7 separate regions of the Homo sapiens genome follow, and all the other regions are linked to region 1. Evidence: chromatin loops called from intact Hi-C (ENCODE). Cell type or tissue: Caco-2. All regions are shown on one strand.

The links. Hi-C counts contacts between places; a loop is a spot of excess contacts. Peaks named below come from ENCODE experiments on the same cell type or tissue, not always from the same donor. Only the 100,000 strongest peaks of a DNase experiment are listed, where the experiment ranks them.
Region 2: it touches region 1 in a loop (4-fold over the local background); 31 of 110 quality-filtered maps call a loop at or near these places.
Region 3: a loop joins it to region 1, with 8 times the contacts of the local background. A loop is called at or near these places in 7 of 110 quality-filtered maps.
Region 4: it touches region 1 in a loop (6-fold over the local background); 5 of 110 quality-filtered maps call a loop at or near these places.
Region 5: it touches region 1 in a loop (5-fold over the local background); 70 of 110 quality-filtered maps call a loop at or near these places.
Region 6: a loop joins it to region 1, with 5 times the contacts of the local background. A loop is called at or near these places in 19 of 110 quality-filtered maps.
Region 7: it touches region 1 in a loop (4-fold over the local background); 57 of 110 quality-filtered maps call a loop at or near these places.

Annotation. Positions count from the first base shown.
Region 1 is chr2:200,300,905-200,304,904 of GRCh38, reverse strand. No RefSeq gene overlaps it. Among named protein-coding and RNA genes, the nearest start is that of SPATS2L, 3.8 kb to the left of the region's middle. RefSeq lists enhancers at 1,709-1,758, 1,301-2,500. In Caco-2, no CTCF peak of the experiment used is centred here; DNase peaks (open chromatin) are centred at 1,794 and 3,804; H3K4me3 peaks cover 211 bases.
Region 2 is chr2:200,375,844-200,379,843 of GRCh38, reverse strand. The region is part of intron 2 of SPATS2L (spermatogenesis associated serine rich 2 like); the gene reads right to left. Among named protein-coding and RNA genes, the nearest start is that of SPATS2L, 71 kb to the right of the region's middle. RefSeq lists an enhancer at 667-1,193. In Caco-2, no CTCF peak of the experiment used is centred here; DNase peaks (open chromatin) are centred at 1,863 and 2,963; H3K4me3 peaks cover 368 bases.
Region 3 is chr2:200,219,638-200,223,637 of GRCh38, reverse strand. No RefSeq gene overlaps it. Among named protein-coding and RNA genes, the nearest start is that of SPATS2L, 85 kb to the left of the region's middle. In Caco-2, no CTCF peak of the experiment used is centred here; DNase peaks (open chromatin) are centred at 2,047 and 2,397; H3K4me3 peaks cover 224 bases.
Region 4 is chr2:200,075,409-200,079,408 of GRCh38, reverse strand. The region is part of intron 1 of LOC124906112 (a long non-coding RNA gene); the gene reads left to right. Among named protein-coding and RNA genes, the nearest start is that of MAIP1, 120 kb to the right of the region's middle. In Caco-2, no CTCF peak of the experiment used is centred here; a DNase peak (open chromatin) is centred at 2,108.
Region 5 is chr2:199,984,230-199,988,229 of GRCh38, reverse strand. All of the region lies in intron 2 of LOC124906112 (a long non-coding RNA gene), which reads left to right. Among named protein-coding and RNA genes, the nearest start is that of MAIP1, 31 kb to the right of the region's middle. In Caco-2, a CTCF peak has its summit at 2,405 (motif pointing left); a DNase peak (open chromatin) is centred at 2,419.
Region 6 is chr2:200,403,287-200,407,286 of GRCh38, reverse strand. All of the region lies in intron 3 of SPATS2L (spermatogenesis associated serine rich 2 like), which reads right to left. LOC101927741 (a long non-coding RNA gene) reads left to right here. Exons shown (of 7, transcript XR_007088047.1): 7 at 1,911-4,000. Among named protein-coding and RNA genes, the nearest start is that of SPATS2L, 99 kb to the right of the region's middle. RefSeq lists an enhancer at 728-1,927. In Caco-2, no CTCF peak of the experiment used is centred here; DNase peaks (open chromatin) are centred at 1,116 and 1,506.
Region 7 is chr2:200,479,553-200,483,552 of GRCh38, reverse strand. It overlaps SPATS2L (spermatogenesis associated serine rich 2 like), which reads right to left. Exons shown (of 13, transcript NM_001100423.2): 13 at 1,289-4,000. Among named protein-coding and RNA genes, the nearest start is that of KCTD18, 29 kb to the left of the region's middle. In Caco-2, a CTCF peak has its summit at 1,964; DNase peaks (open chromatin) are centred at 1,962 and 3,342.

The DNA of each region.
Region 1 (4,000 bases):
CCATACCACACATAAAGAACAAACATCCTATTGCTTATTAAATTTAGGTGTAATAAGTAACTTGTAGCCATTTGACTTGAAATTTGATGCACTTCTTAGGTCCTCTGGCTAAATAATTTATTTATGTTTTTGGGAGGTTTCCTCCATAATTAGAATTCCAAAATGAATAATAAACAACACTTTTCCTAGGAAGGGCTTTGGAAATAACATTGAACTCAGTCTTCATTCTTTTCTTCCACCACTTCATAATCTTCCCATGACTCCAAATCTAACTTGCTTAGTGAAGTCCGACAGAAAAAAATGCCTTCAAGAACAGAATATGACCAGAGGGAAGAAAGGGTTTTAAGAAGACCATATACCGCCTTTCTAATCGAAGGCTGCTTCTTTTAGTAAGTACTGTAGGTAGGAGCTATAAGAATAAATGCTGTATGTGTTGAGAGCAAAGATGTTAAAGCAGTGAATCAATGAAAAAATAGAGACTAGGCAGGTAGGAGTAGCCACTGTACCACAGACTAGGCTAAAACTAATTCTCTACTGTGAGTGGAGGCCTAGCGCGTGAAAAGACAAGTATAGAATAACTTCGAAGAAAACAATTGTATATTTCAAGAGTTAGCTAAGGGGCCCAGCACCCCCCCAAAAAAATCAGAGTTTTAAAAGTTTTAGAGACAGTGAATTTCAAATCAAACTTGAACCTTTTGCTGTTCAAATTAATTTCTTCTGGAAATAATGAAAACTTCTGTTTCTGTTAGAGAGGATTTAATATGCTTATTGAAACATGTAAAAGCTTCTTGCACATCATATAACTAACAAAGCATTATTTTTCTGAATTAGGCATAAATGATTTTTAAAATATGCATTATATTCCTATTATTATAGGGAGATAGAAAAGTCTGAAGAAACAAAATATGAATAAGATATATGTTGATGTTTTCACCAGATGGTCAAAGTTTATTTGAAAAATTACATTGTTTGAAATCTTGATCTGTGTAATGCTAGTTTGACAGTATTGTTCAAAATGATTCTCTGTGATTACAATTCAGAGATTGAATTGCATTTTACTATTTTCTAAACTAAATAGAAATGTGAAGATCTTTTCTTAAGCAAACAAAACAAGAACCATAAGAGCAGATGTTTTCTGAGGGATGAACAAAGTATGTTCGTTTATATTTTTTAACATTTACGTGTAGGTATTTTTAATCTGTGCGTACTGCTTTCCTCCACATTGTCACCTACACTCTTTATTCAGGGTGCTTAATTGTAAGCCTGGAGAAACAATGCCATGTCCTTCAATAAAGATGACTCTTTTCTTGCAGTATTGATTTTTGCAAAATGCCGTATTTCCCGCTTGCCACCCCTAGATTGTACCAGGCTCCTGATTCTCTAGGCATGATCGTTCAGAGCAGGGCTCACATTTGTGGATATAGCTCAGATTCTGGAAACCTGTTTCAGGCCATGATCAGTTGTGACTCTGTTAGGATTTTGATATCTGAATAAGTAGTGGGGACAGAGAGGAATTTTAGTTGCTAGACTCCAGATCACTAGGCAATATTCAAACTTATTGGGGAGGGCATCTACCATCTAGGATCTTGGACTTTGTGTGCAGTGAATGAATGGAATCTGGGTTATCTCCCATAGGAAGGGGATGAATATGTGTTCTGTGTTTGTTAATGTGCAATCCAGTAGGGCTGTTCACAAATATTCCAGCTCTGCTGCCTTTGAAGCACATGATAAGATTGTACTTCCCCACCTGACTAAAGTATAGTATAGCCCTGCGAGTTGCTTCAGCCAATGAAAGGTGGCCGGAAGTGATGAGTATAACTTTGAGTCAGAAGTTAAGAGTTGGGACATCAGTCACCGCATTCTTTTCTTCCTAGTGCTGCAACATCAAGGTGCGTGGTGGTGACTGCTTCATCAGACTGGAGTGAATGACAACAATGAGCAATGCCATCCCTGCTGAGCATTAGTGGACATGTAGTATGATCAAGAAATAAGCCTTTTTTGTTCTAAGCAACTGAGATTTGATGGTTGGTTGTTTCTGCACCGTAATCTAGCCTATTCTGTTTAAAAATAGGAAGGAAGAAAGAAACAGATAATTGCAGGGAACACCTTGGCAGAATATGGCTAATTATTCCCTTTCCTCCTCAGTGCACAATAAATTCACATTTCCTAGCCTCCCAAATTGTTAGGTGAAGCCAGGGACTGAATTCTGGCCAATGGAATGTAGGCGAAAGTGTTGTACTCCCCTTCCAGGCCTCATCCGTGGAAAGCCTCCCACATGATCTCTCTTCCCCATCTGCCATGTGGAAACTAAGGACCCTGAGACTTCAAAGCAGAAGTCAGGAAACTTTTTCTATAAAGGGCCAAATAGTAAATATTTTAGGCTTTGTGGATCATATAGTCTCTATCAAAACTGCTCAACTCTGCTGTTTTATGGAAAGCAGCCATAGGCACTATGTAAACAAATAAGTATGGCTATGTTCCAATAATACTTTATTTACAAAAACAGGCAGTGGGCTGCATGTGGCCTATGGGTTGTAATTTGCTGACCCCTTATCAAGAGGAGGGTAGAGCTAGGATGGAAGGAGCCTGGGTCTCTGAGTCACCCTGTCACTATTTCTTATAGACACTCACAAACACCTGATATTAAAACATTTAATATAAACATTTAATATACCTGTGTCTGCTTGTTGAACACCCACAGTTGTTATCTGAACACCCACAATTGTTATCTGAGTAAAAAAAAAATCCTTCTGTTGAATGAAGCATGACTAATACACTGTCTTAGCTCATATTCCAGAAAAAATTCCAGATGGATTAATAATCTAAACATAAAAAACTATAAAAGACTAAAAGAAAATATAGGAGACTTTTACAATATTTATAATATTTATAATCGAAGGCTGCTTCTTAGTAAGTACTGTAGGTAGGAGCTATAAGGGCTCCTTATAAGAGCTTTATAATACTAATTAGAAATATCATGAAAAAATTTCACAAGCTATAACAGAAAAAAATTAAACAGAGAAGACTATAAAAATTTAACATTTCTATCAAGTGAAGGGTACCATAAACAATGTTACCTAAGGGGAGAAAATACATGCAACATGTATACACAACAGGAAAGGGTTAATATGGGTAATATAGACAACTTCTTGAAATCAGTATGAAACGAGAAGCAGCAAAAGGGTAAGAAAATGGACAAAGAAAATAGACAATTCTCAAAAGAAGGACTATGTGCTAATAAGCATATGAAAACATACCCAACTTCATCAATGATCATAGCATAAATAAAAACAAGATAGCATCTGTTATTTGTCAGATTGGCAAAAATATGTTTTACTATCAGGTGTTTGCATCTATAAGAAATAGGAACTTTCATACTTAGCTGACTGGAGTGTGAATTAATAAACATTTTTGGAAAGTAATTTGCAGAACCTATAGATATTAAAAATGCATGTATCCTTTAATCACACTTTTCCACTACAAGTGATCTCATCTACAGAAATATTAAGTGTGCCAAAATATATTTACAGATATGCCGATTGTAATATTATTTGTAAGGGCCAAAAAAATTTGGACCACATTCCACGTTTATAAATAGAGGAATGGTTCATCTACTTCTCTATTTGGGCACATCTACACTGTAGAAAAATAAATAGCTGTTTAAAAATGAGGGAGCTATGTATGTGTTGACATGGAAGAGTGTCCATGATATATTTTTGAGTGATAAGAGCAAGTCAGAACACTGTGTACAGTATGAGCTCTAAACAGCAAGGGGGCAGGGCGGGGAGGATGGAAATTCCTGTCTCTCGAAGGATACTCACACTGTTGACCCTGGTAACCCTTTGACCCTTAGGGTGATGGTGAAAGGGGTGAAACCTGCCCTTTTAACTTTGTGCGCTTCTTTATCATTATAATTTTTTAAAAAGTAAAAAGATGGAAGGCAACAGAAACTAGAAGAAAAACCCATCATGGACACTGGCCAATGTCAAGCAGTTGAGGG
Region 2 (4,000 bases), 75 kb before region 1:
ATGCCCATCCTCAGAGACATCTCAGGAAAGGTGAAGTGGCCAACGTTATGTGAAGCAGAGAAGAGGTTCAGCAGAATAAATGTCACCCTCTCCAAGCATACTGTAATTGGTTCTCTCCCTGCAGATCACACTGCTTTCCTCCCCCATCCCCCCCACCACCCGCTGGCAAATCCCAAATCCCAGAGGGGTTTGGACAAAAGATCAAACATAGTTCTTTATACTCCAGAGCCCCAAGTACTTTACCACAAACTCCCCAATGTTGAAAAAGAAATATGTGTTCCCTTTCTTCCTTTCCTTCCCCCATCTCTTTAGCTATGGGCAATTCCTACAGAAAGGGCAATGTTTTTTCTTATAATTTGACAAACATTCATTAAACACCGACAATGCACCAGGGTCTGTGGGGAATGCTGGCAGTGGTTAAAGCTACACTTACTGAACTCTTACCGTATACCCAGCAATGCTCTAAGCACGTTCCATGTATTAACTCCTTTTGTTCTCAGAATTGCCCTAAGCAGTGTGTACTTCTATTTTCGTTATCACCATTTTATAGAAAAATAAACATGAGCACAGAGAGGTAAGCTACTCACTAAGTCACAAAGTTATTCAGTACCTGGTTGAGCTAAGATTCGAACTTATATCTCCTGGCTCCAGAGCTCTTGGCCCCAAAGGAGCTTAAAGATCAATGATGAAGACAGATATGTACACAAAAACAAAGGAGAACGCCAGGCAAGGAAGTGGGGAAGGAAATGAGATTAAGAACTGGAAGAATTAGAGTTGGAATTCAGCTGGCTCAAGGTTTTGGGCACAGCAACACTGGGGCTGTGGTCTGTCCAGCTCAAAAGTCCCATCCCAGAGAGTCAGGCGCAAAGGTATTAGAGGCACGCTTGCTGTTAGCGGGGCTGGGGATGGGGCTGTATGCTTTTTAAACTTTTAATGGGATCTTTATAAGGACAACACTGCATATTCACGTCCAAAGAAAACATGGATTGTGGTTCTGCAATATAACTCTGAACCAGCAAAAAGAACCCCTAACTAAACCTGGCAAACAAAAGCTCTGTGTTTATAGCTAACTCTGGGAAGCTGGCTCGGTTGTCATGGAATAAAAATGTGGAAAAGGAACCCATCATCTCTTCACAGCACATTCTGGTTTCAAAAATCTCTGTTCCAACAAACTCACAGTATCCTAGTTCATTGAGTCAGAACACTCCTAGTAAACATTTAATAATTTTCTCAAAGTGGCAGAGAAAGTCAGTTTTCTTCCTAGTTCCTTGAAATGTCACTGGCACTGGCGGAACAAAAACAGTATATGATGTACTGCCTTAAACGCACTGGCACTTGGTGGGAAAGAAATACTGGGGAGTGAAGGCAGGGCTTGGACTTCCAGTTGGAGAGTACCCCCAGGCAGCCAGCCCCCTTTCCCACCCCATTACTGTTCTTCCTATGGCTTCCCAGCAAATGCAACCTCAACTCACTTTTTAAGGTTTCCTCGTGCTCCAAATCAGGGCTCTCAGTCCAGTTTCCAGCGACTGGCTTTCTCAGGAGGCACATAAGCTCTGTTCCCCCACTGGCCACCTTTATCAACTTGCTTTTACTGTGACCAGTAAGTCATCTCAATAGTGACGAATGTGGAGCCAGAAACCAGGGTAGTAGCAGGATCTTGGGCGTGGCTGAGTAATCAGCAGGGGGTTGGTGGCCTTGGTCACCTGAGCAACAGAAAGACTCACCTTCAGAGAGACTACTTGTTCCCTTTTTGTGAAACTGCCCAGTGTTTTTGCCTTCAGGGTCCTGTTAGTGAATGCCAGCTCTTCATCCTTCTTATCTTAGGGAAGGTATAGCTCTAAGACTGAACTTGCAACCTTTACACTCACTGCCCCTGAGGCTGAGAAGGTATAGGCTGGGACTGTAGTCATCATTCCAAAGGTCAGTTTCTGGGCATGATTGTCTGCTAAGGGCTTCTTATCTTCCAGGCGACACCAGGACAGGCATATCAATCAATTAGTACACATTCTTACACTGCACCCTGAAACCAGTTCCTGGTTCTACACCTAATTGAAAACATCTGTTAGCTAATTTTGCATTAAATGGAAAATGTAAAAACCATGTCTAGGGGTATACATTTTATTAAGGGGCATGTGCTCACACAAGGAAGTGAAGTTCTTGCCTGATCTTTATTCAGTTTAACGGCAAAAAGCCAGGGTGAGAAGCATGTGATAGAGTACATTTGGGGCAGAGTGGAGAGGGTTTTCTTACCTGTCAGACCTGCTCCATCTACACACACATTAGTCCTATATATGTTACCTGTTCACTGGTTTGAGTTTTAGAAATCTAACACATACATTCTACATGTTCTTAGAAAGGCTCACTTCCCTCTCAGATCAGGCCCCACCATCAGAGCCCATCTAGCTGACCACACACAAGCAGTTGGCCTAGAAAGCTGCTACCACCAGCCCTGTGCCTCTGTCACCAAGCACAGGATCTTGGGCCCTTAAGTAATCTCGCAGAGTAAACACTGCCTATTTTCTGCAATACAGATTCTTCCTTATGTTCTTATGACCGAAAACAAGCAATTACGATTCACCAAGATTGAATCCCAGCTCTACCTCTTACTAGTTTTGGGATTTGGGCAAGTACTTTGATCTAGGCCGTGTTTCCTCATCAGTAAAATAGGGATAATAATAGTAACTACGGCATAGCGTGGTAAGAAGGATGAAATGAGTTCATGTTTGTAAAGTGATTACAACAGTGCCTGGCACACAGCAAGTGCTATAAAAGTGCTATAAAAGAATATAAATAGATGCTCTCATAGCTCATGTGGTAGCTTTCCCACTGTCCTCATTTTACAGGTGAGAATCTAAGGATTATGAGGTTACCAACATGCATCCAGCCAGTAACGGAGCCGGCCCTTGAAACCTGACCTTCTGACCACAAGTTGTCCTGGTGTGGCTACACCCGTCCCTTTTCCAACTCATACTGTCACCTGATGGGAGAGGTGGGGTGACTCCAGAGAGGAGAGGGTGGCGGCCCGAAGCTAGGGGCCTGACTGCAGCCCTGCTAAGGAAATACGAACTCTCAGGGCTCTGTCTGTGTCCACAGGGTCATTTGTGTTCCATGCTTTTAAAACAGCTGCACTGGCAGAAGCAAATCCATTACTACAATACCACTTCTGCATAGAATGGATCGGAAACCAATGTCAGGTCACGATTTCCTGCCTTGTAGCTATCAGATGTGCTCAGTGCTTTCGTGACCAAATTCACAGCTTAAGGTACTTGTCTTCAAAGGACAACAAACAGTCATAACATAGAAAGAGCAAAGTTCAAATAAAGCCTTGGAGCTAATAAGGGAACAATCTAAAAATTACTAAACCTCTTTCCATACATGATTTCAGGTAATTGTATCAACATGAATAAAAGAAAGAATTCATATGATTTTAATTCCCTTTAGTTTATTCTAATGCAGTCACAGATAATAAAAACTCATTTTGATCATTTATTATATGCTCAGGATTCTAGGGGGTCATATTTACTATCTTAGTGAACTTTCCATTTCCAGCTGTAATACAAAATAGAAATTTGTCACCTGAAATATGCTGTAATGGGAAATTAATAAATAGTTTTAAAGTGCTTCAAATATACATGACTTTAACAGATTTAATACGTTACAAAAAGAATTCCTTCCTTTTAAAAAGACTGCTTCTGATAAATTCCACTTTGCCTTTCTCTCTTCCAAAGTTCCAAATACAATGCCTTTGACAAGCTAAGTGTTCAATGAAGACACATGGAAAGAAAGGAATAAATGTCCTCTCATTTTATTCTTCCTGTCTTGCTTGCAATGAATTTTTAATAATTTTTTCTCCAGTTTTTAACCCCTCATACTAAGTTATCACTTTAAATGCCACCCTTTTAAAACCAGCACTGTCAGGCTGGGCACAGTCACTCATGCCTGTAATCCCAGCACTTTGGGAGGCTGAGGTGGGAGGATCCTTCGAGTCCAGGAGTTCGAG
Region 3 (4,000 bases), 81 kb after region 1:
TGTTTGGCACCAGGTCCTGTGGTTTGGGCATCCAAGCAAGGAGGTCCAGTAGGATGACTGGAAAATGAGGGGATTTAAGCAACAATCTCCAGGACGACTCTTCACAATTCTAGGATTCTTTGGCGTTACATTACTAGCACTTTAACAGCAGTGTGTGGCTCAGGACTTATGATACCACTGATTCATGTCTTGTGCTTGCAACTCTCTGAGAAGCTGAGAAGGCAATAAACCTCCATCACTCTTTAGTATTGAAGTTTCAGATTATTCAAGGCACTCTGGGCACATTTAGCATGGGTAAGTAAGACTTGGGTGTACTGATACTGCTATATTTCTAGAAAAATGTCAATAAAGCTGCAAATGTAATTTTGAAGCTAGGTTTTAAGTGGAGAGATTGGATGTCGAAGTGAACACTAAAGGCTATTCAGAGAAATTCTCACTTCAGGGTTTTATAATTTGTTTATAAATCAACTATTCATTCATTTAATAAATATTTATTGAGACTGCTATGATGTACTAAATACAGGTTTCATAAGAGTGGTAAGGCAGACACGGTCCCTGCCTTTACGGAACTTAGTCTAGACCAGGGGCTGGCAAACTTCAGCCCCTGGGCCAAACCTGGCCCGCTGCCTGTTTTCATTCTGCCTGCGAGCTAAGAATGGTTTTTACGTTTGTAAACAGTAGAAAAAAGAATCAAAGGAAGAGTGGTGCTTTGCAACACATGCAAATTATAAGAAATCCAAATTTTAGTGTTCATAAAAAGCATTTTATTTTGCACAGCCACACCCATTCACTCACATATTGTCCCTGCTTGCTTTCATGCTACAACGGCAGAGTTGAGTAAGTGCGACCGAGATTGCATGGATTGCAAGGCCAAAAACATTTATTATTTGGCCATTTACATAAAGTGTGCCAACTCCTGGTCTTGATAGAAGTAATCAAACAAATGACCACACAAATAAATATATGTTTAAGCCAAGTGGGTGGGTTTTACTATTGTCTGGTCCTACTCAAGCACCTTTTCTCCCTACCACTCTCCCATCTAAATATCAAGGCCTGTGGTAAGTAGCCTCCAAAAGGTGGCTCCCAGTGAATTGTGCTTCCCAGGATTTAGGCTTTTGGAGTCATCCCTTCACTTTAAATCTGGCTAACCTGCGACTTGCTTGTTACCAAGAGTTACTTTTACGGTGGAGGTTACACTGTGTGGTGTGGCTTCTACACTAGGTCAGAAGAAGCCTTGTTCTTCATGGTAAGCAGTTCTATAATACATTTAGTGTAGATGCTTTAGACAATAAAAGGGAATATGTTTTGAATTTTTGATTTATATATAGTTTATATACTAATGAATATTAGCATCAGATTGTCGAATATTTTAAGTACCACCCAGGTCCATTGCTGCTGTCTTCCAGGGCTCCCTGGTGCTGGCCAAGGATGGCGCTTGGCAGTCCTGATGCTGACTCCACTTTTTTTCTCTACCTGGTCCCCAAGACCTTCTCTCAGGTTACAGCATCATCTCTGCTTTCCATCCCTACCCCCCCAACCTGCCCTTTTAATTCTCACAAGCCTCTATTGGAAATTGAAGGACTGAGCATTAAATGTTTCTTGTTTTTGTCATTCCCTTTATAAAAATTATACTTGTCCTTGAGTAAATGGATGCATCTGATTTGGGGAAAGGTCATGGATAAGTTGTGGAAGGAAAAAAACCCAAAGTGAATATTTCAAGTTATTACTGCACAACACTAAGACTTGTGATAAGTGCTACCAAGGAGAAGTACAAGGACATTATGAAAGAGTAAAGTGTGATTTACAAGGATGATGGATTGGGAAATCAGGACCTGCCCCTGAAAAAGTGACCTTTAAGCTCAGGTCTAAAGAAAGAGAAGAAATTGGGCAAAGACCAGGGTGAGATTTAAGGAAGAAAAAGCCTATGTAAAGGCCCTGAGGCACATTAGAAAAGATCGGAAAGAAAGCCAGGAAGTTTGGGTAAAGATGGCAAATGGGACACACGCACCACTTGGTTTTCTTTTGAAATTCCACTAAAGTGATGATAAAGACAGACCCCAGGATGACAGCTGCTCATCAGACATAGAAGTCTGGGCAAGGGAGATTTAAGAAGATAAAAATTATCATGCACTTAATTGTTTGAGAGTATGGAGGAGATGTGTACACACCTGCAGGAGAGTTTAAGGTTAACTTAGTGATAAGAAAATCAAGCCAGTGGGGGAGAAAAGGACAATTATTAACTTTTGGGCAAAAAAGTTATTCAGGAAGAGAAGAGTAACCTTTGATACTACATGGCTCAGCTGTAAAAATGTTTGCTTAGTCAAAATAGTGCAAACACAGGGTATTCCTTGAACCTCAGTGATCAGGTGACTATATGGAGACACAGGCACATGGAAGGGGTTGTTAGGGGAGAACGTGGGAGAGCAACGCAGGAGGATGCATTGTCATCTTCCACAGTAAGGACTCAACAGGAGAAGCTTAAAAATGAAAGTGGCCTTCAAAACATGGTATTTAGAGATGTGTGGGCAAAATCCCCAAGAATCAGCTGACTAGCTGCAAGTGGTAGCCTTTGGGGAGACAGAAGCGAGGGGATGACATTTCCTCAGATGGGGGCATAACGAAGTTTGCAGAATCTTTTGACTTTTTTCTGTAAGTGCATTATAACTTAAATTAAAAATAAAAACCATGCAGTGGCAGGGCTATCAGGAGAGAGAGGGGGTGGGGTCTGAAGCAGGGAGGTGGAATCTTGTCAGCCATAGTGAGGATTTTAAGGGCAATAGGAAGCAAGTGAAGGAAGGAGTTTTTCAAAGGGGAATTGTAGGACCAGATTTATATTTTAGGATGACTCTTGCTGCGGTATGCAGAACACATAGAGGAGGCCAGAGTGGCCCTGGGAGACCTGAAGGGGAGCCATTGCCCTCACATTGAGGGTAGCTTGAAGGAGGGTGGGAGAGGGGTGGCCATGAAGATGCAGAGAAGTGGAAAAATTCAGGATTACTTTGAAAGTAGAACTATTTCATGAGTAACTACGAAGGAGAAGAAGAGGAAAGGGAGATTTTTCCTTTATGAATAACCACTGTAAAGCAACTTCAGAATTGCAGATAATAACTCTAAACTTATTCCACAGAAAAACCATTCAGATTAATGTTGAATGCAACGTTGCAAATTGGCAAGGATATTCATTTCAGGCTGAGTGCCTTTGGAAAATATGCGGGCTAGCCTCTTCGTGGTCTTGCATCCAACAATCCTATTTTCTTCAATTAAGTGGCTATTTCAAAGACTTGTCATCTGTTTACCATTAATACATATTAATACAGCCACCCATGGATCCACAGCAAAAACCAGCTAGAAAGCCTACATTATACTTGTACAATTTCAGATGCTTTTTCATATGCGTACATTTCAATTTCAAAACATTTTTAGAATGAAGTAACACAGTAAAAATAAAATGACAGTAAATTTAACTCTGCTAAAAAAAAGTATCAAACCTTATATTACTTAAAAATCAATGTTCTTTTTCTGGCTTTTGCTTTACTCATATGTTTAAAGCAAAGAGCTTAGTCGTCATCCTACCTCCCAACCCCCACACGCACAGTATTATTTACTTTCAGGCCATCTGGCAGTTTTTCCTCGCCATGATTTAAAATTTTCCTAATGTTTGCTAACAAAATTTGGGTGTTATTTTCTTTCTATAATAGTCCTTTTCATTTCCCCTAGGAGAAGAAGAGACTGAGATGTTCTGATAAAAGTTTAATTTAAAAAGGAAAAAAAAAAAGGTGAGTGAAATAACTCCCTTTAACCTCAGTCCTCTTTGCACAAAGGCACCTTGATTCTGTGACCCAGTAACTTGATTTGCTGACTCATGAAACAGGCAAACATGTCACCAGAACAAGCAATAATTTGTGTGTCTGAGATTTAAACCCAAAGCCCACAAGTGATCAGAATTAGATGGAATGGAGTTTGCTCATTCTTACTAATCTCTTTTTGTCTAATTTTCTTT
Region 4 (4,000 bases), 230 kb after region 1:
ATATGTTCATTAGGCTGAAAAATATAATCTCTCAGCTGAGCATATTGCCACACTGAATAAAAATTGCCATCATGTTAATAAGGACAAGAGTAAATATTAAATACACAACTAACAGTATTTGCCTAACTACCACCTCTTCTTATAAACCTTTCTGGGTCATTTTCATCTTTCAGTCCTTTCAGCGATTAGGCAAACTCCCTCTGTGTTTCTGTTGCATCCCAAGCATATATATTGCTCCACAGGAATACATACTGCATCATGTTGTCATCATCTGGTTTGCTTGCTTCTCTTCTCCGGTGGCTATAGGCTCTTTGATGCATGTGCCATCTTTATCATAGATGAATTTTCTAAAACAGGGTCTGGGGAATTGGTCCCTAAATAATTGGTCATATTGAATGCATCTCTGAGCATCTCCTGGGTCTGGGTTTTCCACTCGTCTCCCTTTTTTGGAACATTCATATTTTCAGAGAGAAAACACTAAAAATATTTGGAAAGTTATTCCAAAGTACTACAAGCTACCACTGTGCTTGGTGCCAGTTGTAGAGGAAGGAGCACATGGCTTTGAAACCAAACCAAAAATAGTATCGAAATGCTGATTTCAATTTCCACTCAAATGGGTCATCTCTTCAGTATCTGTTACTAGGGAACGGCCCAGAATGTGTTGGGTGGCAAGGACATTTTGACCAGGCTGACACAGTTTTAAAAGGCCAGATACATGAATTTGAACCAATCTTCTTTTAAAATGCACTTCTGATTTTGACAAATGCAGAGTATTGGGGGTGGGGGTAGGGAGGGAATGAGATGGCTGCTAAGAACAAGATGGAAACATGGTCACATAGCTCAATTGAAGTCACATTTTAATTATACTTATAAGTCTGGCTATGTCTTTTTGTGGGAACAGGAAATAAAGAGAGAACATTTTAAATGAAATATTGAAGGCCAGCATGTAAGAAAATCATAATAATGTGACATAAAACCTTTAAGAATTGAGGCATAAGATGCCATCTAATACCACAGCATCGTTGGTGACTTCTTCCCCTTCCTTGTTCTTTATGTCCTTTCTCTCAAGTCTTTTTCTTTCTTAATTAACCATTTTCACTGTCGTCAAGCTCACTCAAGTCCTTAAAACTTTAATTTGGATACAGCAATAACCTCCTACATAATCTGCCACCTTCATCTTTTTCACCCTTCACCTTCACCCCTGTCTATCCTTCCCATCTACCCCGTAATTTCCAGTGTCTCGTATCAATCTTTAGCTCCTTATCCCTCTCTGAATGTAAGTTTCCTCAATTCAGCTGCATTTTATGTTACATCTTACACTTCTTTGCATTGCCCCTGGGCCTAGTCCAGACCTCTGCTCACCATATGGGCTATTTGCGTACTGGCTGACTCAGGGCTGATGTATCCATCAGGCACAGCAGACACAGATTTATAGCCCACAACATTTCTAGGGGCCCATGAAAATGGTTTTATTTTCATTTCTTTGAAAATCAGGAGAAACTATTGAATTGAATAATAGTGAATATATAAGAATAAAACCACCCTGGATTATATTCATCTCTATACCAATGCAGTCATAGAATATAATTTTTAATATTTTTTAAATGAAGAATGGGATCCATCAAAGTAAAGGTGCCTAAGGCCCCCAAAAGTCATGTTGCTACCCTAGACTAACTTTTCAAAACCTAAGTCAATAAAAGTAAAAGTATGTGCAAAAAAAAAATGATTTTTTGGTACTTATTTTTAATGTGTATTTTCCTTGAAAACTCTCCATTTCTCAGCTTTTCATACTGGCCTAGTGCTGATCACTAGTCCGGAAAGTGCGAAGGCTTCTTCCTGGATTTGATAAATCGATGTAAATGGAATGTGACATGTTACTGTGTTATTTCGTTCACACAATTGCCTCTTTGATGGCTCAGTAAAAGGTGGAGGAGAGAAACTTCTCATGATATCTGTAAAATATACACCACGTTCAGTCTGTTATGTTAAAACACATAAAGTTCCCTTTCCAGTTTCTCAAACTAATTTCTGTGTGTCCCAGCCAAATGGAATGTGTTTTAGTCAGCTCTTGGGTAAACACAGAAATGTAATCTTTCCCCTCTTAAAGCAGAGCCTGCTTCACACACTGCATCTGTGTGTGCAATGTTTATTTAAGCATACAAGGATTAGGACTTAAAACTGGTTTGAAAGCACTGGTGAGTGTTTTTCTTAAGATATCTAAGTCTAATTATTTGAGAATTTATAATATTTTACATCTGCACAGATAATTTTTCCTTCCAGATAATTTATATTAACTTGGGTTTGAAATGAAGGAAATAATAATTGTGCTTTCTTCTCTTTCTCTATCTATCTCTTTTAGGTTGGGCACAAAATGTTCTCTAAAGAGCTGACATTATCTTGCAATTAGGATTTTCATTTCTTTTTACCTAAACATAATTATCATTAACCCAAATAAAATTCAGGAGATGAGTTGACCTTTTTCTTTGCACTACAAATTATAATCAATGCCATCAATTGCTGTTTTATTCCATTAGCTAATTTGTTTTTCTGTTAGAATGTCACATGCCCCTTTCCAACATTATAGCCAATTTATGTAATTTTAAGCTATTTATGCAGTTACCTAAGTGGTCAGTTTTCTATCTTCACAAACTCTCTGTGATTTACTTTTCAATCCTTTAAGTTTTCCTTCCCATGATCCTAGAATTACAGCGTGAGAATGATTTTGAAGTGTCACCTGGCCTAGTCCTATGCTTCTAGGTGGTAAATGCCCCACAAATACTGATCTGGAATGAAGGGATGACCCTTCTCTTTCTCAAGGTCGGCGGTCCCAATTGGGTTTCTTGGTTTAACTGCCCAGATCATCAGGAACTTCTCCCTTATGCTCAGTCAAGAATCTCTTCTGCCCTCCATGGATTTCCTTTCATTTTGTTCTCCACAGACATGGAGAATAACTCCTCAGTATCTTCCTGAAACAAACTTCTTGAGTTGGAAGGTCCAAGTGAAGGCAAGCTTGAGTGAACTTCCTCTTCCTTGGGCAAACCTCTCTTCATACTAGGACCTGTTTCTCCCCTTAGAAAATGATTCGGTGGAATATCCACCCAATGGACTTTATTCGGCCATGAAAATAAAAGAAATACTGAAATATGTCACAGCACAGATGAACCGCAAAAGTATTATGCTAAGTTAAAGAAGCCAGACACAAAAAGCCACATATTGTGTGAGTCTATTTATGTGAACTATCTGGAAGAGGCAAATCCATAGAGACAGAAAGCAGTATAGTGGTTGCCAGAGACTGAGGGGATGGGGAGTTGGGAAGTGACTGCTTAATGGGCATGGGTTTCCTTTCGGGGGTGATGCATATGTTCTAGAATTAGATCATGGTGATGGTTGCATAACATTGTGAATTTACTAAGTGCCCTTGAATTGTACAGTATAGTTAATTTTATTATGTATATTTTACTACACACACACACAAATGCTAAAATGCCTCTCTGCAACTCCTCCATTTTTGTGTGTAATCCCTTTTAAGGGTGGTGTCTAAGAAAACAAACTTTTTAAAGTCCTAACTGGAGAGTACAAATAAAAAGATTACATTTCAGCTGGCCAGAGTTAGAGGTCAATGGGTAGAAGACATGACCAAGAGTAAGGCACTAGATTTCATTCTTTCAGATTTTGTTTAGCACCTACTATGTGGTAAGTTCTGTGCTATGGGCTGGAGATGTAGCTGCAAGGGCATTTCAGATGCAGCCCCAGTCCCTAGGAAGCTTGAAGTCAAGCTAGTTTTTTTCATGATTTTATGAGAGCGGAGAGTGAATTGATTCTTTCATCTTCATTTGACAAACAAAAGGGGTGATAATAATACCTCATTATATGTACCTTTCTAATCCACAGAGATTGGAAAGACTCAATGAGAAATGCATGTGAACATAATTTGTATTTTATAAAGCAATATACAAAATATTAGGCAATAATATTATCATAGTTTAATGTTGACTTTTAA
Region 5 (4,000 bases), 320 kb after region 1:
GAGAGACTTTTAGAGAAGATCTGGGAGACCACGGACCTCATGATTTCAACAGCAGGGGGAAAGTGTTTTGAAGCCGTAAGCCACAGCTTGAACGTAAGAATCCTTTAAAAAAGTTACGTTTAATGACAAAGAAATCAGCACAAATTTTCAGTGGTGAAACTGTCCTGCAAACCTGTGAGGTTAAACTGCAAAAGAAAACATTAATGGATGAAGCAGCCTATCCAAATAATTTAAACACCCTTCCGGAAAGCATTTGACACCATTTTTCATAAAAAATCTAATCTGCAAAAATATATTCTGGCATTTACAAGGCAAGCTATTTTAACCACAATGAGAAAAAGAATCCCCCAAACCAATTTTGAGATAGGCTATCGTATTACAGTCAATACTGTGGCCTGGCAGGAAGAACACTGAAGCTCATTTGAAATACTGTGTGCAGCTCTGATAAGGACATAAATATGGAGAAGGTGGAGCAGAGAGCAACCAAGTGATAAAGAGACTCAAAGGAGACATACTTTACATTAGCACATATCTTGCAAAATCAGCAACTGCACCGCACTTGGTCAGCAAAGAAGGGGATTTATGAGAGAATTTCATTGAGATGTTAAGAAAAAATCTGAAGGGATTACAAATGATAAAGCAACAGGGCTGCTTGACTTTGAATGTAAAATCAGGGTCTGCAAATTCAGGTGAATTGAAAAAAGGTTTTTAATGTTTTTTGTTTGTTTGTTGAGGAAGAGCTTGGAGTTGTTGACATGGGGAAAGGAGCCTTGAGCAGTGCTGAATGGGAAAGAGGGACAGCAGAATAATTGTCAGAACTGTGGAAAGGTTAAAGGAAGAAGAAAATAAATGTTATAGCATCTTTGACATGGCAGCATAGAATCGTCCCACCTTAGACTGGAGAAACAGATGCTTTCCTTCACAGATCCGCCTCTGAGTTTTATAGAGAGAGATGTTGCTCTTCTTGGGTCCACCTCATACTGGTTTTGCGTAATTCTGATCTATGATGCAGAAAGTAACTTGTTTCATTGTGATGGAAAATCTAGATCCCATAGATCAACTTCTTAATGCTCTTTCTGGCTTTTCTCTTCCATTATTTCAAGTCCAAGCCACCATTCAAGGTTCAGTTCAGATTCCATCTCCTCTGTGACATCTTTGCCGATCTCCCCGGTGGAAGTGAACTCTTCCAGCATGTACACCTTTCATATTCATTTGGCACTTTTTAACTGCCAGGGCGGGGCCCCCACCTAGATTATAAGAAATTTAAGGGCAGGGACAATATCTTATTTGTTTGTATGTTTTCCCTTCATACTTCTCACGCACTTTTTGGTAAGGGGCTCAAAAATGAGTTAGGGCTTGGTTAGTAAAGGACATAGAAGCATCTTATTACTTATTAATAAGCATGCTTATTACTTATTAGCTCATGACACCTTATTATCCTAGGTCTTGGTTTTCAAAGACAGCCAGGCAGTGAGGATCGGTGTGATAATAATAGTGGCTACCATTTATTGTGCACCTACTGTGTACCTAGCATCAGTTATATCGAGAGAGAGAGAAAAAAAACAAGAATTGCAGGGAAAACATGCCCTTTTGAGTGGTGAAAAGAAGCAAGAATAGAGAGCTGAGATCCAATCTAAGATGTGAAAATGGAAGAAATCAGTTTTCTTAGAAAAGAGAAAAATATTTTAAAGTGCTAAAGTATAGTTACATTTATTTTAAATTATTTCATTATGTTTGTATTATGTGATCATACTCTACCATATATATGTGTGTGTATATATATATGTATGTGTGTGTATATATGTGTGTGTGTATATATACATATATATCCATGTAAATGTATTTGTTAAAGTTCTAGAGGGACAGACACCTGCTGATAGCTGTGGTTTCCTCTAGGGAGTGGAGTAACTAAGTGACAGATACTCAAAGGAGACATAACTTACATGATCACGTTCAGTCTGCAGCGAGAAAAGGGGGTGATATCATTGAGGACTTTCTGTTGGCCTCTATTTATGTATTATTTTTATAACTGCATATTCATGTGTATACCAGTAAGAAGAAATACAGCACTTCGATTATTTTATCAGTGAGAATTAGAATTCAATATAAAGAATTTTTAGCTAGAGATTAAAGAATTGACAAGGCAAAAAAGGGGCCACTGAAATGTAGCAGAAATAATAACTGCAGAAAGTAGTCACCACTTCAGGCTGGGGAACAAAGGGAGAAGGTTGGGCTTGTTAGGATCTCAGAGGACAGATTCTGATCTTTGAAAAGCGGGTGTCCGCAGAGGCTGGGAAAACTGCACACTGGAATCAACTGCCTTTGCTGGGGTGAAGGGCTATGGCTGGGAAACCCTAACAGGAACAGGAAGCAACTGGTTCTTTCTCTTCCTTCCACCATGCTGTCTCCCCTTGGCGCCCTCTAATGGAGACAAATGGCTGAGCTTCCTTCTAAGTCCCACGGGCATGTGTGTGGCTTATTGATGAACCTCCCAATTAAGCTGTGCTGCAAACTCTACCGATCTAGGTGGATGACATTAACAAGTTAGCTCTATCATAGTCATAGGAGTCAGAAGTAGCCCTAAAGAAGTTAGAAATGAACCTGGCGCTTATGTATATAACTAGGTACGTTGGTTTGGTATAGAATACACACAAGACCCCAATTTTTTTTTATTCTATTTGTGGCCCTCTCCACTAATTAACTGGACAATTCTATAGAAACCACATAATGTCTTTCAAAATAACCATAGTAAGAATTAATTCCAGTATAGCACTTAACGATGTGACAGACACTAAGTGTTTTATGTATGTTAACTAATTTAATCCTTGTGACAACTCTACAAGGAGCAGGACTGTTAAGTAACTCATCCAAGGTCACTAATAGTAAGGGGCAGTCCAGGAAGTGGGCCCGACCATCTGATATAGAGATTATCTCTTTATTATCAAGCTTTGCTGCCTCTCACTTACATTGGGCTTATCATATGCCAGGTATGGCTCTACTCCCTTAAAATATAGAACAATCCTCTAAGGTAGGAACCATCATCCCCATTTTACAGATGAGGAAAACAAAGCCTGAAGGGCTATGAAACCCTCTGGCCTCCATTTCTCTGGCTGTTAAGTAAGGAGGCTGGACCAGCAGAAGTAAAAAGCTGGTTCTGTAAGACACTAGGAAAGAGCCCAAGTGTCCTGGCTCAAACACAACTAGAAAGAAAGACTCCCTTTATGTCTTTATAGACCCCCTGACCTCAGAGGATTGATGATAAAACAGTCTTGTATATGAGTACTAAAATTGCCAACTCAACAGAGGTTTTTATTCCCCGCTGTCTATTCTCCTGCCAGGAATTAGATGGGAAATAAAAAAAAGGGAATTAACAGCTTTAAAAAAAATCATTTAGGAAAATCTGTTTCTTGCTGTTGGCAAGTAGCTCTCTGGTCATAGCCGCATCTGAGTATATTCAGACTCCCTTAACATTAAACGGGAGTGTGGGGGTGAGGGATAACACACCCTTTTTATTGCTTTGCTTTTTCCCATTTTTATTTTCTGCTTGACTTTAATAGTTTCAGTCTAACACCAGCCTTTGAAATGGGTTAGTATTGTCACAGTGGAAAGGCCCAGAGCCCAGGGAAGCTGAAGACCTTGCCTGAGGACACCCACCTGGTGAGAACTGAGCTGGGATTTGAACTTGTGATTTTTACCTAAAGTGACAGTATCAGGACTGCCAAGACAAAAATTGATCTTGTGTTAGAAATTCTGTTTTTTAAATAAAAACTTTCCTATCACTGTGTAAGCTTATAACTCTTGACAAGCCAAGGATAGGGACATTGTTAAACTGCCAGCCCCTCAGCCAAGTGAGCTGACATCATTGCATCCCTGACAGACTCATGATAGCAAGTCACAGGCCATCCACGCACCATGCTGATGCCATTTGAGGTCCATAAGTGTTTAACATCCCCAGGACCTACACACCACGTGAGGGAACGGGCATGTGGAATATGGCAGT
Region 6 (4,000 bases), 100 kb before region 1:
TACATGCTAGCTCTATGACCTTGGGTGAACCACTTAAATTTTTGAAACTTGGTTCTGTAGCTGTAAAATGAGGATATTATCTTCTAGAGCCTATGTAAAAATGGAAAGGGATGATGCCTGTAAAGTGTTTCATATAGAATTTGGCATATATTAGCTACTCAATAGATTTTAAAAAGAAAAAAGTGGGAGCATTTGCATTAAGGGGTCCTTCCAGGTGTGGCTTTGAAGTGGAAAGACCATGTGGCTTGAATGTTGGTCAAGACGTATTTGGGGGAGACTACCTTGTCTACCCTTCTTCTTAGAGAACCTCCTACCTCCACAGACTTGCTAAGGGGTCAGTGGACCCAAGACTCTGTCCCCACTTTTCCCTTCTCTATGGTGTAACTGGTACAATGAGAAAGTCTATCTTTAGGGTGGTTAACATGGTTTTACCCCCTCTTCTTCTTTCATTTAATTATTTACTAAATGTCTACTATGATCAGGCACTGCACTAGAGGCTGGATACAGCAGTAACAAAACAGATATGGTCACTGCCAAAACTAGAGAGGGAAACGGATATAAACACAGAAATTAAAATATATCACTGCAACTTGTGCTAAGTGAGTGCTATGAAGGAAGCAATCAGAACACAGTGACAATGAATTACAGTGGTCAGGAAGTGGCCTGGCTAGAAAAGACAAAGTGAAACAATTAGACCCTCTGCCTTGAAGGTCTGAGCTATTCAACACAAAGGGAGAGAAGCTGGAGTGCAGATGAAGAGAGGCTGGACTTGCAACTGCCTCACTTTCTCTCCTTCCTGCTCCTTTAACTTTTCCTGAAGTCTCATGAGACGCTGCCAGACCTTTATAATAATAACCTCTTTTTTTTTTTTTTTTTTAAACTTGTGCTAGTTTGAGAGGGTTTCATTTTCTAGAGCAAGTATGGTGTGCCTGGAGGCAACATTAATAGCCGGGGCTGGAAATAAAAATAATAAAGCTAAATAATCCCGATTGGCAAAGGTGAGAAAAGGAAGATTTTAAATATAAGTCCCATTAGAATGTACATGACAGCTGGGAGAAGAGAGGCCTGAGACCTTTGCTCACACACTTCTTCCAGCATTGACATTGCCACCATTATTTACTTATGTGACTTCCTGCTCTACTGACAGGGAGCATATCTTTATATCCACAGGGTCTAGAACAATGGGTGGCATTCAGTAGATGATTCATAAATGTTTGTAAAAGGGATGACTCACTGAATGAGTAAAAGGAAGCAGGGAGTCTAGTAAGATGGTTACTGACATATTCTAGTTTTATTTATCCATTTTTAAGTGCATCTCTAATTAAGAATTAAGTATTACACACTATTAAAAAGCTTAATGGATTCAAGCCCAAAATGTATGGAGTGCCTCCTGGGTGCCAGGCAGAGCATATGGCTGGCTCTTTCCTTGAGAAGCTTGCAATCTTGGAGGTGAGCTTAACCTTATCCCCTATGATAAGGACAGCAATCAAGCAGCCAGCAACCTCCTCCTCACACCAATGGGAACTGGAGTTATTTATGGGTTTGCCGTTCCTGCAACTTTGAAAGGAGTTTTATAATCAGCTTTGGTCACATTTCTCAAATGCTGAGCCATTCAGAGATGCCTTAAAAACAGCTCATCTGTGTATGCTTTGCTTCACTTGCTGGGCCACTAATATTATCTACACAGTAATGGAGGTAGTTTTCCTATGAATTTTCTTGGGGAAGAAAATACTCTTTGCAGACCAGTACCTTCACATCATGGATAATTCCATAATTTAATTGCCTTTTCTAACATCTACTTCCTGCCAGCAAAAAATATGCATGAGGTGCTGTCATGTTCTACTTGGCTGACTTTTGGGGAATTAACACCAGGGGTACAAATCAAAACTAACTTTTTTTTTTTTTGGCAGGAAACCAGGAAGAGAAAGAATAATGCAGATTTGAAGATGGAAAAAAATGCAGTTTTTATAGAATTATGGGAAGTAAAAGTGGAGAGGATCTTAGAAACATTCTAGTTGTGGCTTCTCAAACTTTAAAATATATTCTGATCACCTGGGGATCTGATTGGGATGAAGATTCTGATTCAGAGGCTTGGGGTGGGTCCTGAATTCTACATTTCTAATCAGCTCCCAGCTGATGTAAATGCTGCTTGTCCAGGGATGTGGTGGGCAGAATAATGGCCCCTCAAAGACGTCCATGGCCTTATCCCCTGGAACCTGTTAACATGTTAGGTTACATGGCAAACTGAATTTGCAGATGGAATTGAGGTTGCTAATTAGCTGACCTTCAAATGGGGAGATCATCCCGGATTATCTCAGTGGGTCCAGTATAATCACAAGGGTCCTTATAATTTGATGGAGATGGAAGAGAGTCAATGGGACAGTGATGCAATGAGAGAAAGGCTTGGCCAGCCTCTCCGGGTTTGAAGATGAAAGGGGGCCACGAACCAAGGAATGCAGGCAGCTTCTAACAGCTAGAAAATGCAAGGAAGAGTATTCTCCCCAGGGCTCCAGAACCAGTACCTTGAGTTCAGCCCAATGAGACCCATTCGGACTTCTGACCTCCAGAACTAGAAGATAATCAATGTGTGTTGTTTTAAGCTGCTGAAGTTGTGGCAGTTTGTTACAGCAGCAACTGGAAATGAATGCAATGGACCACACTTTGAGAAACAAAGGCCTACACTTCTCTTCCTCCCTCCTTATAAGGAGATGTCTTTCCCTATCCCACCAACTATTACCTTTTAAAAAAATATACCTTCCAGATGGCAACCCTCTCCACAAAGGTTTGGGGGAATTCTAGCCATTCACTCATTCAAGCCACATTTTGTGAGGGAAAGTGAAATGAATCTCACACAATCTTTGCATCCAACGAGCTGACAAAAGAGTAAGGAAAATAAGGCAAAGTCATAAATAACTAGCACATCATTCTGGTAACAACGTTCTCTCTGAATCTTACCTGCTCCCTATTCTTTCTTTCATTAACCCAGACAGGTTCCCCTATCTTTCACCTGGACTCTGGAAAAGGCCTCCTAATGGGATTCTCTGGCTTGGTTTCTCCTCTCTCCAATCTGTCTTAAAACAGTCATTGCACAATTAATCTCCCCAAAGTGCTGAGCGTGTTCACTGATAGAGGGAAGGAGATGGCAGTGAGAAAGAATTAGAAGAGGGGAAGAGAGGAGATAAATTATGAAACAAGCTTCCACTGGAAATAAGAGAAACGTCATCAAAACCCATGTGGAATGGAAGGGAGGTTCTTCTGTTTTTCTAAGAATTCAGAGAAAGGAGAAAAGGAGAAGTGAGAGTGAAGACATAATAAAAATTTCAGATTGTGAAGGGGAAAATTTATGGAAACCATTCCTCTGCGTGAGAGTTTTAGAATTCGCTTTGGGGCTTAAAAAGTGGAGAAAGGTTTAGAGCTGCCCTTATGGAAATGAGATAGGAAATGACCTTGATGAATGATGGAATGCTGAGCAGGCCTGTGGGTCCATGGTGCTGGACTGCACAGATCTGTTACGGTGCCGATCGGCATGGCTTTCCCCAGCAATTCTCAACAAGCCAGAAGCAGGAGCAAAGCAATCATCCATAGTTACAAACTGAACTGTAAGAAATGTAGTGGTAGATTTTAGGGCTCAGAAACATAGGGGCTGAGTATCACTAAGGTGTCTGATGAAGGCATCTGTGGTCTATGAAGGGGGAGGATGAATTGGAACACTAGAGAAAGGCTAAGGGACAAGAAAGAACAGATGTTAAAGAGAATTAGAAGATGAGAGAGGTCAATGATAAGGACATGCTCAGAGAAGGGATGTTAGACATTGCCAGTATGTGGTCCCAGTGCTGCTTGCTGGTGTGTAAGTATAACCCCTTTTCTGCAGTCCAGCCCTTTGCTTTTTAAAAAGAACTAAAGTGTTCTCCACAATTCCATCTTTATAGAGTAAACGTGCTCTTCTGCAATTTTTCATAAGCTGTGCCTCCTAAGTTTTTACTATCTGATCAAGCTCACC
Region 7 (4,000 bases), 180 kb before region 1:
GCTTTGCAAATATTAACTATTCAATCCTCGTAACAACTCTGTGAAGTAGCTCCAGTTACCTGCCCCATTCACCCATGGAGAAAACCAAGGTAAGGAGATGTTGAGAAATGTACCCTGGTTTACACAGACAGGAGGTGGTGGAGCTAGCGCTTGAATCCAGACAGGTGGCTTTGAGGGTGGGTTACTTCAGCTGCTCTGCTCTCTCCTCCTATTTTCTCTAGGATTGTTTTACTGGGTTACTTTGCACAAGTCATTTAGACTCCAGAATTTTCTGGAGATATTGGAGTTGGTCACCTATTCATATCTTCTCTCTCTTTCAATCAGTGTTCATCAAGTGCCTACTATACGTCAGGTGTTGGCAGAGGAGTAATGATGTTATTGGCTGACTTGTTACACAATGATGGTAATTTACAGAAGGTGGGTTCTTTCAAAGGACTAGGAACAATTAAATCAAATTCAAATCTAAGTATCTGAAGTTAAAAACAGGACAGCTGGGCGTGGTGGTTCAAGCCTGTAATCCCAGCACTTTGGGAGGCCAAGGTGGGCAGATTGCCTGAGCTCAGCAGTTCAAGACCAGCCTGGACACCATGGCGAAACCCCATCTCTACTGAAAATACAAAAATTAGTCAGGTGCGGTGGTATGCATCTCTAGTCCCGGCTACTTGGGAGGCTGAGGCTGGAGAATCGCTTGAGCCCAGGAGCTGGAGGCTGCAGTGAGCTGTGATTGCACCACTGCACTCCAGCCTGGGTTACAGAATAAAATCCTATCTCACACACACACACACAAAAAAAAAAAAAAGAAAAAAAAAAGGATACTTTTTTTTTTTTTTGACAGGGAGCACTTTTTACACTGCTATTTTCTGTAGAAGTTCTTTGGCCATTGTCACAGTCATGCTTCTGAACCATTTTTTTTTTTTTTTTTTTTTTTTTGCCAGAAGTCTACATAATTTCTCAGACAAATTTGCTTTGGAATATACTCATTATTCTGCAAAAGTTGTTTGTGGCAATTCTTCCTATGAAACTGGAACTTAGTGGCAGCCCCAGAAGCTCCTCTGAGCTGTGGGAAAAAACAGAGTTCTCAGACAAAGGGACTTCTGATAATTAATCATTAATGTGTAAGAACCTTGAATGATGAGAGCAGCATTGTGTATTTCTCAGATAGACTAGATTCAGACCAGAGTGCCTTTGCCTGCAGGGCTGCTATAATGAGATTAAACACTGGCTTGGCCAGCTGAGCAGCCTCCCAGGACTGGGGACCTGGTTCTTTGAAACTAAGAATAAACACAAAACTTTGTTAGAATTTATTAAAGAAGCAAAAAGATTTTAAAATCCTTATAATGGATTGTAAAGAATAGTATTTAAATTACATTTCAAATTCTTAGCTAAGTAACAAGAGAATCACTGGGACTTTGCAACTCTTCATAATTTTCTCACAAAATCAGAGCAATTGAGATGGCTCAGTACTTTCAAGGAAATGCTGGAACAATGTATTAGGCGAACTGCTTTTTTTCCTTTTTTTTTGGTCTTTTGCTATTTTATAGTTTGCTTAAGAAACTTAAGAACAAGTGACTGGGGCCGGGCGCAGTGGCTCACCCCTGTAATCCCAGCACTTTGGGAGGCCGAGGGGGGTGGATCACGAGGTCAGGAGATCAAAACCATCCTGGCTAACACGGTGAAACCCTGTATCTACTAAAAATACAAAAAATTAGCCAGGTGTGGTGGCGGGTGCCTGTAGTCCCAGCTACTCGGGAGGCTGAGGCAGGAGAATGGCGTGAACCCGGGAGGCGGAGCTTGCAGTGAGCCGAGACCGCGCCACTGCACTCCAGCCTGGGCGACAGAGCGAGACTCCATCTCAAAAAACGCGTACAGCAAAAAAGGGTGCCGTTACATAGGTCATTGGATGCTATCACTGGAATGTCTGTTGAGAAATAAACGTTTTACCATCTGTAGACACATGAGGGCGCTTTAAGCAGGCAGCGTGGGATGCAGCGTGCAAAGGGAGGGAGGGAGGAAGAAAGCTTTGTCAAAGGTAGCCTGAAATTCAGGCATCTCCCTATCTGGTTGCGGACCTGTGCCTGCGTCGGGGTGGGGAGCACCGAATCGATTTAGGAAAAGAACTGCGCAGGCCCTTGATCCCCACTTCTCATGGTGAAATCAAGTTTGAGGTTCAAATCAAGGCTTTCAGAGAGTCAGAATTTCCAAATCTGTTACTTTGTCAAAAAACTGCTTTTAATCTGGTAACGTTTCCCATTAACCTCATTTGATGTCCTTCCCTAAGAATGTTTAATTAGAATCTCCTTTTCTGATGCCAGCAGAATTGAACTGCTTGTGAACTGAGCTTTAAATTGGACATGTTGTGTTTCTAGTCCTCCACTGAGGGTGAATTTTGCAGCAATTTGCGTTTAACTTTCTGTGTCTTGCTGCATTAAGCACTTCTAGAATAGGATCAACAGGACAGAGCTGGAGTATGCAGAGATTCTCAAAAGAAATGTAAATTTGGAATGTAATTGGGAACCCAACAGGGAGGTGTGGATTTCACGGATGAAGTCTTGGTGGAAGATCTAAGTGCCACAATGTGAGTTTGAAGTTATTCCATCTTCATAAGGATTAAACTATTTTAACCTCTACTAGGCAAATGTTTAAGAGAATAATCTGACTACTGTGCATTAAGTAGAGAGATTAGAGTTTAAAACACTTTAAATGAATGGCAGAATAGGACTCAGTTCTCTAGGATCACACCAATAGTTCCACCAGACAGATGAAGATATGTAATACAGTGTTTAAGCGGCCTGACATTGGCACTAAAATATTGAAATTACTGTTTCAAAAATGCAAACTAATAAATGCTTACATGCCCAGGGTCTATAAGAAAGGCAAAAACCAGCCAGGCGAGGTGGCTCATGCCTGTAATTCTAACACTTTGGGAGGCCAAAGCAGGAAGATCACTTGAGCTCCGGAGTTCGAGACCAGTCTGGGCACCATAGTGAGACCTCGTTTCTACTAAAAATTTAAAAAGTAGCTGGGACGTTGTGGTGCACACCTGTAGTCCTCGCAACTTGGGAGGCTGAGGATGGCTTGAGCCCAGGAGTTCAAGGCTATAGTGAGCCATGATCATGCACTCCAGCCTAGGTGATAGAGCAAGACCCTGTCTCAAAAACATGCACTCCAGCCTAGGTGATAGAGCAAGACCCTGTCTCAAAAAAAAAAAAAAAAAGGAAAAAATATTGGAAAAAATGTGATCAGGTCTGAGCACTTTTTAGCATTCTTTTGTTTCTTTTCAGTGACATGGGAGTGTTTGCTCTGTGCTCAGGAATGTGTTTGGGCTTTCTTAACCCTAAGGGAGTGAGTCGAGGTCAAGAGTGGTTGGGTTCAACTCTGACAAAGGCAGGTGAACTCCTGACCTGGCAAATTCATTTTTTTCCCTGTTCCAAGAATTACTTGACTCATCTTTAAAGCGGTCACATTTACACTGACATTTTTCAGTGGTGAGCAAAATCTTGCTACATAAAAAACTGTGCAAAATCCTTCCGTCTTGTAATATATGAATTCAGGGCCTCAGATGGGGTAAACAGGGCCTACAGTGCCGAACATTTATCTTTCTTATTTGAACGAACAACTCTTCCTTCCTTCCTGGAATGTGACTTAACGTTAAGAATTTCTATTAAATCTCTGGGTACACCCAGAGACCTCAGAAAGCTCTCTACAGAGAGAGCAAACATCCTCCTGTACTTGGCAAAAGAAGAAACAGATGCTTGCGTGGCTTGCAGGCTCAGCTGCTCAGGGCCGCTCTGTGGAAGAGAACCAGTGAACCTGGGTTGCCAGAAAAAATGTTAATGTTGAGTTGAGAATAAGCATTTGCACTTGTGAGTAGTCAACAGATATGTAGGACATGTGAGTGCAACGGAAGCGGCACCCAAACTGGACTGCCCTGTAGTCAAAGTTAGGGGAACTGGGGCTATTTTGGGTTTGGGCCATTGGGTATCCATTTTCCCTTTCTGAG